Linked DNA regions of Homo sapiens: region 2 is linked to region 1. The links are chromatin loops, found by intact Hi-C in ENCODE. Cell type or tissue: HCT116. All regions are shown on one strand. Each heading gives the region's core, and the rest is flanking DNA. Links, peaks and the distances in the headings are about the cores only.

The links. Hi-C counts contacts between places; a loop is a spot of excess contacts. Peaks named below come from ENCODE experiments on the same cell type or tissue, not always from the same donor. Only the 100,000 strongest peaks of a DNase experiment are listed, where the experiment ranks them.
Region 2: a loop joins it to region 1, with 5 times the contacts of the local background. A loop is called at or near these places in 4 of 110 quality-filtered maps.

Annotation. Positions count from the first base shown.
Region 1 is chr2:223,671,040-223,679,223 of GRCh38, reverse strand. No RefSeq gene overlaps it. Among named protein-coding and RNA genes, the nearest start is that of SCG2, 73 kb to the right of the region's middle. In HCT116, for the core only: a CTCF peak has its summit at 4,040 (motif pointing left); a DNase peak (open chromatin) is centred at 4,043; H3K27ac peaks cover 2,696 bases.
Region 2 is chr2:223,248,009-223,256,192 of GRCh38, reverse strand. It overlaps the pseudogene RN7SL807P. Among named protein-coding and RNA genes, the nearest start is that of KCNE4, 200 kb to the right of the region's middle. In HCT116, for the core only: no CTCF peak of the experiment used is centred there; no DNase peak of the experiment used is centred there.

The DNA of each region.
Region 1 (8,184 bases), core at 2,036-7,035:
AGGATGGTCTCGAACTCCTTACCTCAGGTGATCCACCCACTTCGGCCTCTCAAAGTGTTGGGATTACAGGCATGAACCACCACGCCTGGCCTCATTTAATCTTAACACACAAAAAAACCCTATGACTAGTTGCTATCATGGAAAGACATAGTATATAAGCCTAGTGGCCATTAGAAAACTTTTGGGTTTCTGACCAATCTTTACACTTTAAAACTTATTGAAAAACCAAAGAGTTTTTTCTTTATGATTTATATCTATCGCTACCATATTGCAAATGAAAATTAAGAACACTTTATTTGTTGTTTCCTTTAGAAGAACAATAATGAACCCATTATTTGTCAACATAAAAACATTTTTAAAGTGAAAAATAGCTGTATTTTCCCAAAGAGTAGTTTTTTTTTTTTCAGTTAGCAGTGTCTCTTTAATAATTGGCTTAACAGATGACTGCAGGATTCTCATGTTTTCTTCTACATTTGTGGCAATCTCTTACATCATATAACCTCTGGAAAACTCCAAATATAGTGCTCGTGAGAGAGACAGTAAGAAAGGCAAATAGTCCTTTAGTATTGTTATTAAAATAGTTTGACCTTCCAGAATCTCTAAAAGGTTCTTGGGTTTCTCTAAAGAACTGTGAAGTATAGTACAGTGGAGAAGAGGACTGAGGCTGACACTGGAGCAGGATGCTTTGGTTTGCTTTTTTGTTTGTTTGTTTGTTTTTTGAGACAGAGTCTTGCTCTGTTGCCCAGGCTGGAGTATAGTGGCACAATCTTGGCTCACTGCAACCTCCACACCTCCCGAATTCAAGTGATTTTCCTGCCTCAGCCTCCCAAGTACCTGGGATTACAGGCACCTGCCACCACGCCTGGCTAATTTTTTTTTTGTTGTTGTACTTTTAGTAGAGACGGGGTTTCACCGTGTTGGCCAGGATGGTCTCGAACTTGTGACCTCAGGTGATCCGCCCGCCTCGGCTTCCCAAAGTGCTGGGATTACAGGCCTGAGCACCACGCCCTGCCAAAATGCTTAGGTTTGAATTCCATCTTTACCATTTGCTTGCTGTGTGATCTTGGGCAAGTTATTTTGTACTTTTTACCATACATTCCTTTATCTGTAAAGTGGGGGTTATAGTAGTGAGGATTAAATCAGTTAAAATATCCAAAACATATCAAACAGGGCCTGGAAAGGTATAAACATTTTTATCTGCAATAACCATTATTATTATTATTATTAATGAACCTCTTCCTACATTGAGGAATTGAGGTTTAGTGAATGAATTCCTAGGCTGAGATTTGGGTCCTATTTCTGTCAGTTTTTAACTATAAAATATTGGATAAATTTCTTAACCTTGGCAGCCTTAGCATCCTCATTTGGGACACAAGAAGAAGAAAAGTAGCTACCAGAAGAGTTGTAATAATTGTTAAATGAGACAAGTCACATGAAATACTTAGCACAGTGACTGCCATTTAATGGAAACTCACAATGTGTGTGTGGTTACTAAGGACGTAATTATTACTACTATTAAAGATGTCATTTATAAATGTGTATCTATGCGCTTGTCCACATACACTCAATGTTATGGACTGAAGGTTTGTGTTCCCCAAAATTCATAGTTGACATGTAATCCCCGATGTGATGGTATGTGGAGGTGAGGCCTTTGGGAGGTAACTAGGTCATCAGTATAGAGCCCTTGTGAATGGGATTAGTGCCCTTATAAAAAGGACCCTAGAGAGATCTCTCCCTTTCTTTCTGCCACATGAAGATGCAACAAGAAGTTGGCCATCTGCAAACTGGAAGAGGGTCGTCAGCAGAACCCACCATGCTGGCCCCCAATCTAGGATTTCCAGCCTCCAAAACTGTGAGAAATACATTGTTGATAAGCCACTCAGTACTTTGTTAGGGCAGCCCAAACTGACAAAGACACTCAGAATATCAGGTACCGGCCTACTGGGGACAAGCAGATAAACCATGGCATGATCAAGCCAGTCAGGATGGTCCGTTTAATTAGATATGTGGCCTACCAGGTTGTCAGTAGCTGGGATGCTGTGAAGTCAATAGAGAACCTTTCCTTTTATTAATATTCAGAGGAACCTATGGATACTTACCAAAGATCAATCTCCTGGCCGGGCACGGTGGCTCACGCCTGTAATCCCAGCACTTTGGGAGGCCGAGGTGGGTGGATCACCTGAGGTCAGGAGTTTGAGACTAGCTTGGCCAACATGGTAAAACCCCATCTCTACTAATAATACAAAAAGATTAGCTGGGCGTGGTGGCGCAAGTCTTTAATCCCAGCTACTCAGGAGGCTGAGGCAGGAGAATCGCTGGAACCTGGGGGGCGGAGGTTGCTGTGAGCCGAGATGACGCCATTGCATTCCAGCCTGGACAACAAGAGCAAAACTGCATCTCAAAAAAAAAAACAAAAAACAAAAAACAATCAATCTCTTAACCATGACAGTTGTTTAAATCCCGGTAGATCTCCATAGAAAGCTTTTCTTCTTCCACTTCTTATTAGGAAGCTCTGAACTATTGACTACTGACAATTAAATCTGGAACATCCAACTCTAACATGGCTGAATGGTTGATTGGTCTTTTGAAGTGATAATTTTTGGATTAATTAGAAATTAAAGCAGCCCATCATTTCATTAAAGCTAAACTTCCTCCTCTGCTAATTAAGATGTGCTGTGTAATAATCTCAGTTGATTGAGTTTGATTTGTTTGTTTTGTCATAGAGTTACCTCAGGAAAGTTTTCTCTCATGCAAGCTTTTATTTATTTATGTATTTATTGAGATAGGCTCTCCTTTGTCACACAAGCTGGAATGTAGTGGCGCCATCACCACTCATGCAGCCTTGACCTCCTGGGTGCAGGTGATCCTCCCACCTTAGCCTCTGAGTAGTGGGTACTATAGGTGTGCACCACCATGTCTGGCTATTTTTGTATTTTTTGTAGAGACAGTTTTGCTATGTTGCCCAGACTGATCTCAAACTCCTAAGCTCAAATGATCCTAAGCTCAAATGATTGAAATGTTCATCTTATCTAAAAAATACCTTCGCAGCAACATCTAGACTAGTATTTGACCAAATATCTGGGTACCATAGTCTAGCCAAATTGGCACGTAACTTTAACCATCACAATGGTGAATTTCACAAGAAAAAAAAAAGAAAATGTACATGCACCTCAGCCTCTCAAAGTGCTAAGATTACAAGCAAGAACCACTGTGCCTGGCCTAGTGTTAATTATTATTTATACATTTTAACCTTTATGTAATAGCTTTTTAACAAGGAAATAAACCATAATACCTTTGTTTTATGGATAAAACACAATCTTTTTAAAAATATTAAGAAGTGTATGGGTGGTTCCTTGATTTAAGAAAAACATCAGGTTAATAGAGAAACCCTTCTGTAAAAATCTAAAGTTTTTGGACAAAATAAAAATAAGTAACTTAAAAAAAAACCCACATGACTGTATTAGGATTGTCCAGAGACACGAACCAATAAGGTATAGTGTGTGTATGTGTCTGTGTGTGTGTGTATAAAAATACATACCTCTATGTGTGTGTGTGTGTATGTATGTATATGTGTGTGTAATACACACATATACACACACACATGAATGCTTTTTTTGAAAAAGATATTGGCTCAGGAGATTGTGGAAGCTGGCAAGTCCAAAATTGTCAAGGTGTGCTGGCAGTCTGATGACCCACGGAAGAGCTGATGTTAGTTTACAAGCAGAATTCTCTCTGCCATAGGGATGGTGCACTTTTTCTATTAAGGTCTTCAGCTGATTGATGAGGCCCACTCACATATAGAGGTTAATCTGCTTTACTCAACTGATTGAAATGTTCATCTTATCTAAAAAATACCTTCGCAGCAACATCTAGACTAGTATTTGACCAAATATCTGGATACCATAGTCTAGCCAAATTGGCACGTAACTTTAACCATCACAATGGCTAATTTCACAAGAAAAAAAAAAAAAAAGAAAATGTACATGCGCTAGAATTGTAGAAAATGCTGATAACCACATCCCAGGAGCCACCTACTGGACATTACTGGACCTGGTTATGGCACAGGCTGTGCAGTGACAAAGAAATAATATCGTTACTGGATATGGATTAAGTGTTGAAACTGGGGCTCCTGCAGAAAGCAATTTTAGGGGAAGAGAAATTTGAAAAAGAAAAGCCATCTATTGACTCAGGAGGGCAACAAGGAAGTTATTCTCAACCCCAGGTCAGGGTGGAAAAAAATAAGTCTCCCTCAAGAAATAAAAGCCATGAAGTCATAAGTTTGAAGTCTGAATTTTAGCTGTCCTTGTGTTGAGGAAATCCCAGGACAAAAATTAACATAAAAATTAGACACATAGCAGAAATTCTACTGAAGCAAGTGGTAAAAAGAAAATTAAAACCTCTCCAGAGATACATTTCAATAACCGTGACACTACAGAGAAAGACTTCTGTCACCTAAAATGAGATGACAATAAAATATTAGAAACGATGCAAAAACAGTTTATTTATTTTTTAAACAGGAAACAAAAATGGAAAAATTCTCCCTTCCAGGAACCGGAAAGACTACGAAATGAGAGGGGCCATAAGTATATATAAAATGCGGTAGAGAAAAAAAATTATAAAATATATGTGGAAATATAAAGCAATATACTATAAAAATAGGTTAGAAATACAAAGACAAATTATGAAGGAAAAAGTACAGATGTTAAAAAACTCAATGGGCAGATTAAAAGGCAGAACAGGCATGGCTAAAGGGAATGTTAATGAATTGGAATCAGAACCGAAAAAATTACCAATAAAAAATAATAATCATGGCCAGGCATGGAGGCTCACATCTGTAATCCCAGCACTTTGAGAGGCCAAGGCCGGAGAATTGGTTGAGCCCAGGAGTTCAAGACCAGCCTGGGCAACATAGGGAGATGCAATTTCAACAACAACAACAAAAAAAACAAAAAATTAGCCAGTTGTGGTGGTGCATGCCTGTGGTCCCAGCTACTCTGGGGGCCAAGACAGGAGGATCACTTGAGCCCAGGAGACAGAGGCTGCAGTGAGCTGAGATCACACCCTTGCACTCCAGCCTGGGTGACAGAGAGAGACCCCGTCTCAAAAAAAAAAAAAAAAAAAGAAAAAGAAAAATAATAATCGTATTCATATCAATTGCCTGTATACTTTGTACCAGTCATTATAACTATTTGTATTTGTGAACCTATTTAATCCTCACAAAAACTATGAGGATAGTAGATACAATAGTTCTAGGTTTTTTTTTTTTTTTTTTTTTTTTTTTTTTTTTTTTTTTTGACAGAGTTTCACTCTTGTCGCCCAGGCTGGAGTGCAGTGGCATGATCTCGGCTCATTGCAGCCTCTGCCTCCCGGGTTCCAGCAATTCTTCTGTCTCAGCCTCCCTAGTAGCTAGGACTACAGGCGCCCACCACCACGCCCAGCTAATTTTTTGTATTTTTAGTAGAGACAGGGTTTCACCATGTTGGCGAGGCTGATCTCGAATTCCTGACCTCAGGTGATCTGCCCACCTCGGCCTGCTAAAGTGCTGGGATTACAGGCATGAGTCACTGTGCCCAGCCAATAGTTCTAGTTTAATCTAGGAACATACCAGTATAAATTTGGGATGGATTATGATCCTAAAGGTACAATTAAAGACAACAAGTAATAACAATTGCGTCTCAGGAAGCCTCTATATTTAAATAACCTGATCCATGAGCCTGATATTAAAGCCACTTAATCTTTAATATCAAAAGAGAAAAGAAGGAATAAAAAAGAAATTCTGAATAGTTTAAGGATAAGATTAAAAGTTAGAACTCTGAAGTCAAATGACCTATATTCCAATTTAGGTTCTATTCCTTTTATTCCCTTTATAATCTTAGGTGGTTTATATAATCGGTTTTTCCCCTGAATTCTCATCTATGAAATGGGGATATTAACAGGAACCTATATGTTTAGCTTCTAGGACAGTTCAGTTAGGGTATGTTGTTCCTTGGTCAATTTTTAAAAACGAGCTTTTTATTTTGGAAAAATTTAGACTTACCAAAAAGTTGCAAAAATAATACAGGAATTTCCTATGTATTATTCACCCGGTTTCTTCTGATAGTAACATCTCATATAACCATGTGATATGGTTTGAATATTTGTCCCCTCCAAATCTCATGTTGAAATGTGATCACCATTGCTGGAGGTGGGGCCTGGTGGGAGGTGTTTGGGTCATGGAGGCAGATCCCTCATGGATGGCTTGGTGCCCTCCCCATGGTAATGAGTTCATGAGAGAACTGGTTATTTAAAAAGAGCCTGGTCAGCCAGGCATGGTGGCTTATACCTGTAATTCGGGCATCTTAGGAGGCTGAGGCAGGAGGCTCGCTTGAGCCCAGGAGTTTGAGACCAGCCTGGGCAACATAGGGAGACCCCATATCTACAAAAAACACATACAAAATTAGCTGGGCATGGTGGCATGCACCTGTAGTCCCAGCTTCTTGGAAGGCTGAGGCAGGGGGATTGATTGAGCCTGGGAGGTTGACTTCAGTGAGCCATGATTGTGCCACCCAGCCTGAGTGACACAGTGAGACCCTGTCTCAAAACAAACAAATAAACAAACAAAAACAAACAAGCTAGCTTCTCTCTTGCCATATGATACACTTGCCCCCTCTCTTGCCATGTGATATCCCCATTTCCCCTTCACTTTCCACTATGATTGTAAGCTCCTGAGGCCCTCACCAGAAGCAGATGCTGGCATCATGCTTCCTGTAACAGCTCGTGGAACCATGAGCCAAGATAAACTTCTTTTCTTTATAAATTACCCACTCTCAGGTATTCCTTTATAGCAATGCAAATGGACTAACACATAATAGTACATTGTCAAAATGGAGAAGTTAAAATTGGTACAACAGTATTCACTAAATTCTTGACTTTATTTGAATTTCGCAGTTTTTTCACTAACACCCTTTTTCTGTTTCAGAAACCAATCCAGGTTACCATATTACATTTGGTCATCGTGTCTTCTTAATCCCCTTCAATCTGTGACAGTTTTTCAATCTCTCCTTGCTTTTAATGACCTCAACAGTTTTGAGGAGTACTGGTCATATAGTTTGTAGAACGTCTATCAATTTGGATTTGTCTGCTGTTTTTCTCATGATCAACTTGGGGTTATAGGTTTCGGGGAAGGGTATCACAGAAATGAATTATCATCACATTAGATCAGAATATTCTTTCGAAGAGAATCACTAAGTCCAGACCATACTCACGGGAGAGAAATTAAGAGAGGGGAGAGTATGCTCATATATATTTGGAATTCTTCTGTAAGGAGGGTGTATTAGTCCATTTTCATGCTGCTGATAAAGACATAAACAAGACTGGGAAGAAAAAGAGGTTTAATTGGACTTACAGTTCCACATGGCTGGGGAGGCCCCAGAATCATGGTGGGAGGTGGAAGGCAATTCTTACATGGTGGCAGCAAGAGAAAATGAGAAAGAAGCAAAAGCAGAAACCCCTGATAAAACCATCAGATTTCATGAGACTTATCCACTATCATGGGAATAGCACGGGAAAGACTGGTCCCCATGATTCAATTACCTCCCCCTGGGTCCCTCCCACAACATGTGAAGATTCTGGGAGATACAATACAAGTTGAGATTTGGGTGGGGACACAGGCAAACTATATCAGACGGTTTATTTTTTGTCCACTTATTAATTATTCAATAATTTATTTATATCATTATGGACTATGCCTAGTTAATTTTATGGCAATTTTCAAATATAGAGTAACACTCTGGATCTTAAGATCTGGGTTTCTGGTCTTGCTTATTTGAGAATTATCTCATGATATTGACCAAAATTTCTTGAACTTTAGTGGCTCCAAATAACATTCTACCTCTTTAATACATTCTACCTCTTAATATGGATTTGGGAAGCTCCAAACAGTATGGTTTAAGAGGAAACTAACATTTAAGACATTATATGCATCTGAATTTCCTGAACTTTGCTGTCTTGACATTTGAAGAGTTGACTTTTGAAATGAATTTAAAAAATTTCCCCATATGTATGCATATATTTTAAGACATATCTATTGACTATAGATTCAAATACCCCATTATCTGCCTTATTTCAAATTGAACAGCATCTGGACAGAAGAGGTGAATGTGTTGCTACAAATACAGGCTTGGTTTAATGGATCTGCCAACCTGA
Region 2 (8,184 bases), core at 1,573-6,572, 420 kb after region 1:
TAGAAAATATATGACTGAAGAATAAAGAGAAGTAGTCATGAAGATACAGAAAATAGTGAGTGTTAGGATACATGTAGGCATAGCAAAAAGGCATAATGTACATGTAAGCAGAAAGAAAGGAGAGAAAGATGGGACATATTTAAAGATGTAATGACTAAGAATTACCAAATCTGATCAAAAACATCAAGCAACAATTCAGGAAGTTCTGAAAAGCCCAGGCAGGGTAAATAAAATGAATAACACCTAGTCAAATTATGACAAACTGAATATGCAAGAGAAAAAAACAATTTTTGGATTACCCAAGAAAAGAAAATCACATTCAAAGGAGCAACAATTAATTCAACAGATCCCTTTGAATTTTCCTCCAGAAAATATGAAGGCAGAAAACAATAAAATGTTGTCTATAAATTGATTAAAGGAAATAACTACCAATATGGAGTTTTATACCCAATGAAGCTATCCATATAAAAATGAATATATCAAAACCACAGACAGGAAAAGAAAAATAAATAAATTGGACTTCAAAATTTTAAAATTTTGTGCATCAAAGAACACTATCAAAATAATGAAAAGGCAATCCACAAAATGGGATAAAATATTTGCAAAGCATACATCTGAAAAGAGATTAATATACAGATTATATAAAGAGTTTCTATGAAAGAACAACAATAACAAAACAAGTCATATTAAAAAGTGGGCAAAAAATCTGAATAGACATTTCTCCAAAGAGGAGATACAAATGGCCAATAAGCACCATGAAAAGATACTCAATGTCTTTTATCATTAGGGAAACTCAAATCAAAACCACAATGAGACACCACTTTGCAACCACTAGAATGGCAGTTTAAAAACAAAAAAAAAAAAAAAAGAAAGAGAGACAAAAATAAAAGTGTCTGTGAGGATGGGAAAATATTAAACCCTGTACATTGCTGGTGGAGATGTAAAATGGTTCAGCAGCTGTGGAAAACATCATAGCAGCTCCTCAAAAAATTGGACATAAAATTACCTCAAAAGTATTGAAAGCAAGAACTTGAACATATATTTGTACATCAGGGTTCATATCAGCATTATTTATAATAGCCAAAAGGTAGAAACAACCCAAATATCTATCAATGGATGAATAAATAAAATATCATACATACCTACAATGGAATGTTAATCAGCCTAAAAAAAGAAGTGAAATTTTTATATATGCTACAGCATAGATGAACCTTGAGGACATTATGCTAAGAAAAATAAGCCAGACAAAAGACAAACATTGTATGATTCTGTTTATATGAGGCACCAAGAATAGTCAAATTTATAGAGGCAGAAAGTAGAATAACAGTTATCAGGGACTGTGGGAGGGAGAATGGAGAGTTACTGTTTAATTGGCACAGAGTTTCAGTTTGAGATGATAAAAAATTTCTGGAGATGGATAGTGGTGATAGTTACACAACAACTGAACTGTGTACTTAAAAATGGTTAGAATGGTGACTTTTATGTTATGTATATTTTACCAAACTAAAAAAGGATTAAAAAGTAAATTTTCAGATAAACGGAAACAGAAAGGATTTTCCATCAGCAGAGTTGCACTAAATGATAGATTAAACAGAGTTTTTTTAAGAAGGAAGAAATGGACCCCAGACCAAAACACAGAACTACAAGGACCGAAGAGCAATGGGGAAAAAAATGGAAAAAGATATGCTATACAGACCAAACTTCTAACCAAAGAAGAAAAGTAATTTCAAATTACAGTTATATGTAACAAATTAACTTCCTTAACCTGATAAGAATTATTTACAAATCAGCTACTCTAAGCATCATACTTAATGCTAAATATTGAGAGATTTTTTCTTTGAATTCAGAAATAAGGCAAATATAGTAAACAGTAATATGTTGTGTACTTAAAAATTGCTAAGAGAGAAGATCTTAAATGTTCACACCACAAAAGAAAAATGATAACAAGTTAAGGCAATGTATATATTAATCTTTATTGTTTTAATCGCTTCACAGCATATACATATGTCAATACATATAAATTTTATTTGTTAATTACAACTCAGTAAAACTGGAAAAAAGTAATGAAAATATTTTAAAATAAAAGATATTTAGTATTGTCACATATTTAGTATTATATATAGGATAATGTAAAAGTAAGAAATAAGATTATCACTATTAACAGAATATCTGGTTGTGATTATAAAAACATCCAAAAGGATCTACCACAAACTAGTATGCTAAATGTCATAAGGCATTTAGCAATATCATCAGACATGGGGTCAATACACAAGAACAACTACATTTCTGTATCTTAGAAAGAAACGAAAACCTAAAGTCAAGTATTATTCAGAATAGCATCACACACCACTGTGTTGATAAGGATGTAGAACAACTCAAATTTTCGTAAAATGCTGGTGTAAACTTCAATTAATAACCATGTTAGAAAACTTTGGTAATATCCATTCAATTAATGGATATTACTGTTTGATAATATCCATTCAATTAATGGATATTACTGTTTGATAATATCCATTCAATTAATAGCCATGTTAGAAAACTGTTTGGTATTATCTGCCAACCATGAACATGCACAGTTCTACTACTAGGTACATATCCAACAGAAATACATATACATGTTCACACAAAAAGACACAAACAATAATATTCTTAGCAACACTATTCACAATGGCCCCACACTGCTAAAAGTCTACGTGTTCAAACAATATATAATTGACTTCTTAAATGGTGGTATAATTATTCAATGAAATACTAAACAGAAATGAAAGAAAAACAAACTACAACTGTACACATTAACATGGATAACTCTACCAGCTATAATTTTGAGTGAAAGAAGTCAAACGCAGAAGTGGACACATTCTATGATCTCACTTATATAAAGACGAATTATTCTATAGTCTTAGAAGTCAGAAAAATGGTTATCTTTAACATTGAAGAACTGATTGGAAGGGACACGAATAAGGAATACAGGAGTATTGGAAATATTTTACTTAATTGATATGGGTGCTGGTTGGCTGAATAGATTTATTTAGTAAAAGTTCAAAGAGCTATAATATATACTTATTTGTGCACTTTGCTATATATTACAACTCAATTCAAATTTTGACTCTAAAAAGTAGAGAGCTAGATGCCAAGGGCTAGGTACACTGTGATTCTCTTTCTTCAAAGTCCACAAACAAACAAAATGAATCTATAGTGAAAGAAGTCAGAATGGTGTTGATTTTATGGGGATCATTAACTGGAAGATGGAAGAAAGGGGCTTCGGGTGCTGGAAATAATTTAAGTTGACCTTGGTAGTTACATGAGTGTATACATTTGTAAAAAGTCATTGCATTGTAAAGTCAAGATTGTGCACTTTACTGTTTCAACTTGCAATTCAATACAAGAAGTTGAGTTACGGTGGGGAATAAACCTAGCCAATCCATGTATCTTACTAAAGGCATGGCTTCCTGCCTGGCACATTCCTCAGGCTCAAGAGATAAGCTTCTGGTTTCTTTTTTCTTTTTCTTTCTTTCTTTCTTTCTTTCTTTCTTTCTTTCTTTCTTTCTTTCTTTCTTTCTTTCTTTCTTTCTTTCTTTCTTTCTTTTTCACTGACTAGGACTCAAAGATGACGAGGGAAAAAGAGAAATTGGTTCTTTTTACAGGTAAAAAGTCAGAGAAATTTTGTTAACTACCAGTCAATAAATACAGTGACTAAATAAACATGGAAACTATACTAAAATTTATAGAGTAATACTAAAATGATAAAAAGCCCTCAATGAGTTTACAATCTAGTTGGAGAAACACAACACACTGAAATATATAAAACATTTACAAAACAACGTAAGAGTAACTAACTGAATACAGTGCCATGAAACTAGCTTTCTCTGAGGTTCACCCAACTCTAACTGGGATGTTCAGTCATAGGAGAGCTTACATGTCCCATACTTCTCCCAATTTCATTTCTACTAGTAATTTTACCTTTTCTGAGAAACAGAAAGGTACCTGTAATCAACATGTTAAAATCCCAGTGCATTTTTATTTTTAAGAATGATTTCTCAATCACATGATTGAAAATGCCTTCTCTTTCAGAGTAAAAAAAAAAAATCTATAAAGACTGAGTTATAACTATCATTAAACCCTTAAAGCAAAGCTAAATCATTAAGCTAGGAAGAAGCTGGGTTTTATTGCCCATAAAAAGCTAAGGAAAGGAGAGAAGGAGCCAAGTAACCGAGTCACTTCTCTTAAAATGAACGAGCATTTAGGAGAAGTGGAAACGTGGGATAATAAGAGTGAGACAGGACCAAGAGTGTTGCGTGGATAAAGCTCCTTATGCGTAGTGCACCCACATACCCTGGCTGCGCGCCACAGCCCTGGTTACCTCCTGAATTCCCAAAGTCTTCTCACTTTAAGCATTTGTCCCTGATGTTTTTGGCTGTATTGCAATAAGCTAAATGAGTTTGGTAGAACTCCACTTTGAACTTGCAACTTCCAGCTGGGTGCGGTGGCTCACCCTGGCATCCTAGCACTTTGAGAGACTGAGGCGGGCTGATCGCTTGAGGTCAGGAGTTTGAGACCAGCCTGGCCAACATGGTGAAACCCCTTAACTAAAAATACAAAAATTAGCCGGGCATGGTGGCACACGCCTGTAATTCCAACTACTCGAGGGGCTGAGGTGGGAGAATCGCTTGAACCCAGGAGGCGGAGGTTGCAGTGAGCCAAGATTGCGCCATTGCACTCCAGCCTGGGTGACAGAGCGAGACTCTTTCTCAAAAAAAAAAAAAAAAAAGAAAGAAAGAAAGAAAAAGAACTTGTAACTTCTACCAGGGTCTTGTCTAGCAGCATACATGAGAGATGTGTGCAGTAAAAAAAGATGCTCACTTGAACACGTGGTGAAACCTAAAAGACAACCAAAGATAAACCCATCTGTCCTTTCCCTACCCCACCCAGAAACTAACACTTCTCACTCAGTGGTGATCGCTGGTGCAATAAGGCTGGCTCAGACAATATAAACTGGAGAAGGGTGGTGGTGGGAGAAGTATTGCATGTTGCTGTCTCTGCCAGCTATTGGGTGAGCCAGCCTGTGGAATGCTGGTAACTCCTAGGCTGTCAGTTGGTGGGATCAGGGGACAACATGGGAAATTATAGCTTAACTGAACACCAAAGTGTGGGAAATAGAGGCTGAGCAGTCCTGCCATAGAATGTCTAGAATAGTCTGATTGCTCTTCTAGGGTAGTTTGCATTATGGTATAATCTAACAACGATTTTATTGTTTGGTTTTCTTTTTTATTTGATATTGAATCCTTTAAACAGTAATGAGCTCAAAAAGGTGCATATTTAATGAATCAACCTGAATCACCATTTCTTAAGAAAGTTCATGATGAACATTTAACTTGCTCAAAATGTTTTTCAATACTGAACATCCTCTTTTGGATCTATAGGAATAACATGGACCTCATAACAACTACGAGACTCAAATCTCTAAAAATATGTCAACATCTACTTTCAGAGTTTGTATTTATTTAAGAAGAACCTGCCTTAAAATGATGACTTAATACATGCATTTGAAAAAGCTGGAATATATTTCTGTGAAGCATGCCTTTTCATTCAAATCAAATGATAGCACCTTTTAAGTTAATTTCATGAATTGATTTTCAATACCAGGTTTTCTTTGCATGTAAAAAATAGTGAATTTATAGATGCTAATGTGTTGGCTCCATTAACAGAACTTTGCAACAGCAAAATGAAGCCTGTTGTATATCACTTCTAATGGAAAATCGATAAAGTTAATTCCAATAATATTAAATTATTTTCATCAAAGTTGTGGAATCAAAGAGAAAGTGTTAGAAACTGATTCAGTCAGTCAAAGACAAAACATCCAGTGCTATTGTCAATGTTACTGAAAATTTGGTTTAAAAATTCAACTTTGGAAACAAAGTTTTGTGTGTGATTTACTTTTTTACAGTGATAATATGAATATGATTTTGATGGAGCATAATGCCATGGTAAAAATGATATTCCAATTAAATGATGAAATCTTTGGAGCAGAAATGTATTTGTAATTAATTGCATTATGCAAACAAATCTTAACTGTATTCAAATGATCTACAGTATTCTACTAATAGGAATAGGAGTTACAGTTGTCAAAATATACAGATATTTTCCTATATATACAAAAAAGCAATTGGCCAAATATTTTATGGATATAATATGCTGAATTTTCTAATACTTACTTTTTAAATCAATAATAATTTGGATTTTTAAAATGTTTGAACCCTGGAAGGATTTCTATATAAGTCAACCTAAGTATCTTACAATGATATTGAGCATTTTCTAATAAGTATCTACATTTTGGCTACATTTTGTTCAAAATTAGTCATGAACCTTTAATCAAACTATTCAATGAGTGGTACAAGGAAAAATGTCAGCTTGCAGAGCTTTTAGAGAGAATCGCGATTTATTAAAACCAAGCTTATAAACAGGTAGTCATTGGGATTTATCCCAATAAAATTTGAAACCAAATAAATTAAACAAGAACTCAAAGAGTGTTCAAAATGAAATATTGAAGAAGATTAAATAACTATGCTCTGGAATATCTCAAGCAGTAGGCAGAATCATGTGATGGAGATACTTTTAACTTAACAGATTTATTTCCTGAACCACACAATTGAATGAAATTCAGAAGGCCTCTGTCCTATGACATCTAATTTTGACAAAATTTGTTTTAAAATCACAACTAGAGAAATTATTTAATGAGTTTTGTCTTGTAAAAATATTTGCTGAAGAAAGGTCACCTGTCTAGAATCAAAATGAGCATACATATGAAAATGTTTGGGTAGAAATATTTACACATTTTATTATGAAATATTACAATTCAGGATAACCTTCATTTAGCAGAATTTGCTCTGTACTCACCAGGTACTTCAGCAACTGTGGATGAAGTACTTTTTTCAATTGAAAATTGAGTCAGTTAAAGGTATCAGTATATAGCATTTATTAAAAGAGTCAACTGAATGTATTAACTAATCACAATTATTATCTATAAGATGAAACTTGAAAGTTTCAATTTTTATCAATAGAAACAAACTATATTGAAAAAATATATTCTTTAGAAAATACAAGTGATAGAATAAATAGGAATAGCTAAAGGTATCAATTTATAAGTAGACAAAGCTAAAAGCTGATTTAAGTACATTAATATGTATCAGGAAAAATTATTCTGCTTATGCTATTTTTAATGTTCAGCTAATTAGTGCGTAGAGTGAAAAAATTGTTTTTTCAATCTACACAGAGATCTGTTATCTTACTTTCCAAAAGAATTTTTATGTTGGAAAATAATTTTCAAATAGACCATGTTATTCATTGGGCAATATAATAAAAATAATTGCGTTCATAAATGTCAAAAATTATATAATTACAGCTGAGTGTGGTGGTGCACACCTGTGGTCCCAGTTTCTTGGGAAGCTGAGGCAGGAGGATCTCCTGAGTCCAAGAGATCTGGGCTGTAGTACAGTATGCCAATCAGGTGTTTGCCCTAAGTTTGGCATTAATATGGTGTCCTCCCAGGAGCGGACCAAATTGCCCAAGAAGGGATGAATCAGCCAAGGTCGGAAATGGAGCAGGTCAAAACTCCTGTGTTGATCAGTAGTGGGATCACTCCTGTGATTAGCCACTAAACTCTAGCCTGGGCAATATAGCAAGACCCCCATGTCTTATAAAAAATAGTAATAATAATTTCAATTATTTTTAGCACACTCTTTCCTTCTCAAAAGTGTCCCAATTTGAACTACAAATTATGTGGTCACTCCAGTCATGACCAAAAATAATAAAAGGAAAAGCAAATTGGTTGTGGGTGAAAGGTAAATAAAGTGACATTTTGAGAGCATCTGCATTAAGTATTGTATTTTTGCTGTAATTTTGTGACCGAAGAAATTGAAGCTAAATCGCTAATTGGTTTACCCCAAGAATATCTAACCACCAGGGGAGATGATAATGTAAGCCTATCTTATTCCTAAGCTTTCTCTATACCCTTATTTTCCCCTTACAGACTATGTACATAGAATTTTTTATTCATTCACGACCCACCTTTATTCTGAGCTGCTATAGAGAATCCCTAACCATCATTAATGAATAAATTCCTGTTACACATCACTGCATAGAGTTTCCTACGTGAGAAGCATTTTAACAGTAAATCAGTATCTTTAG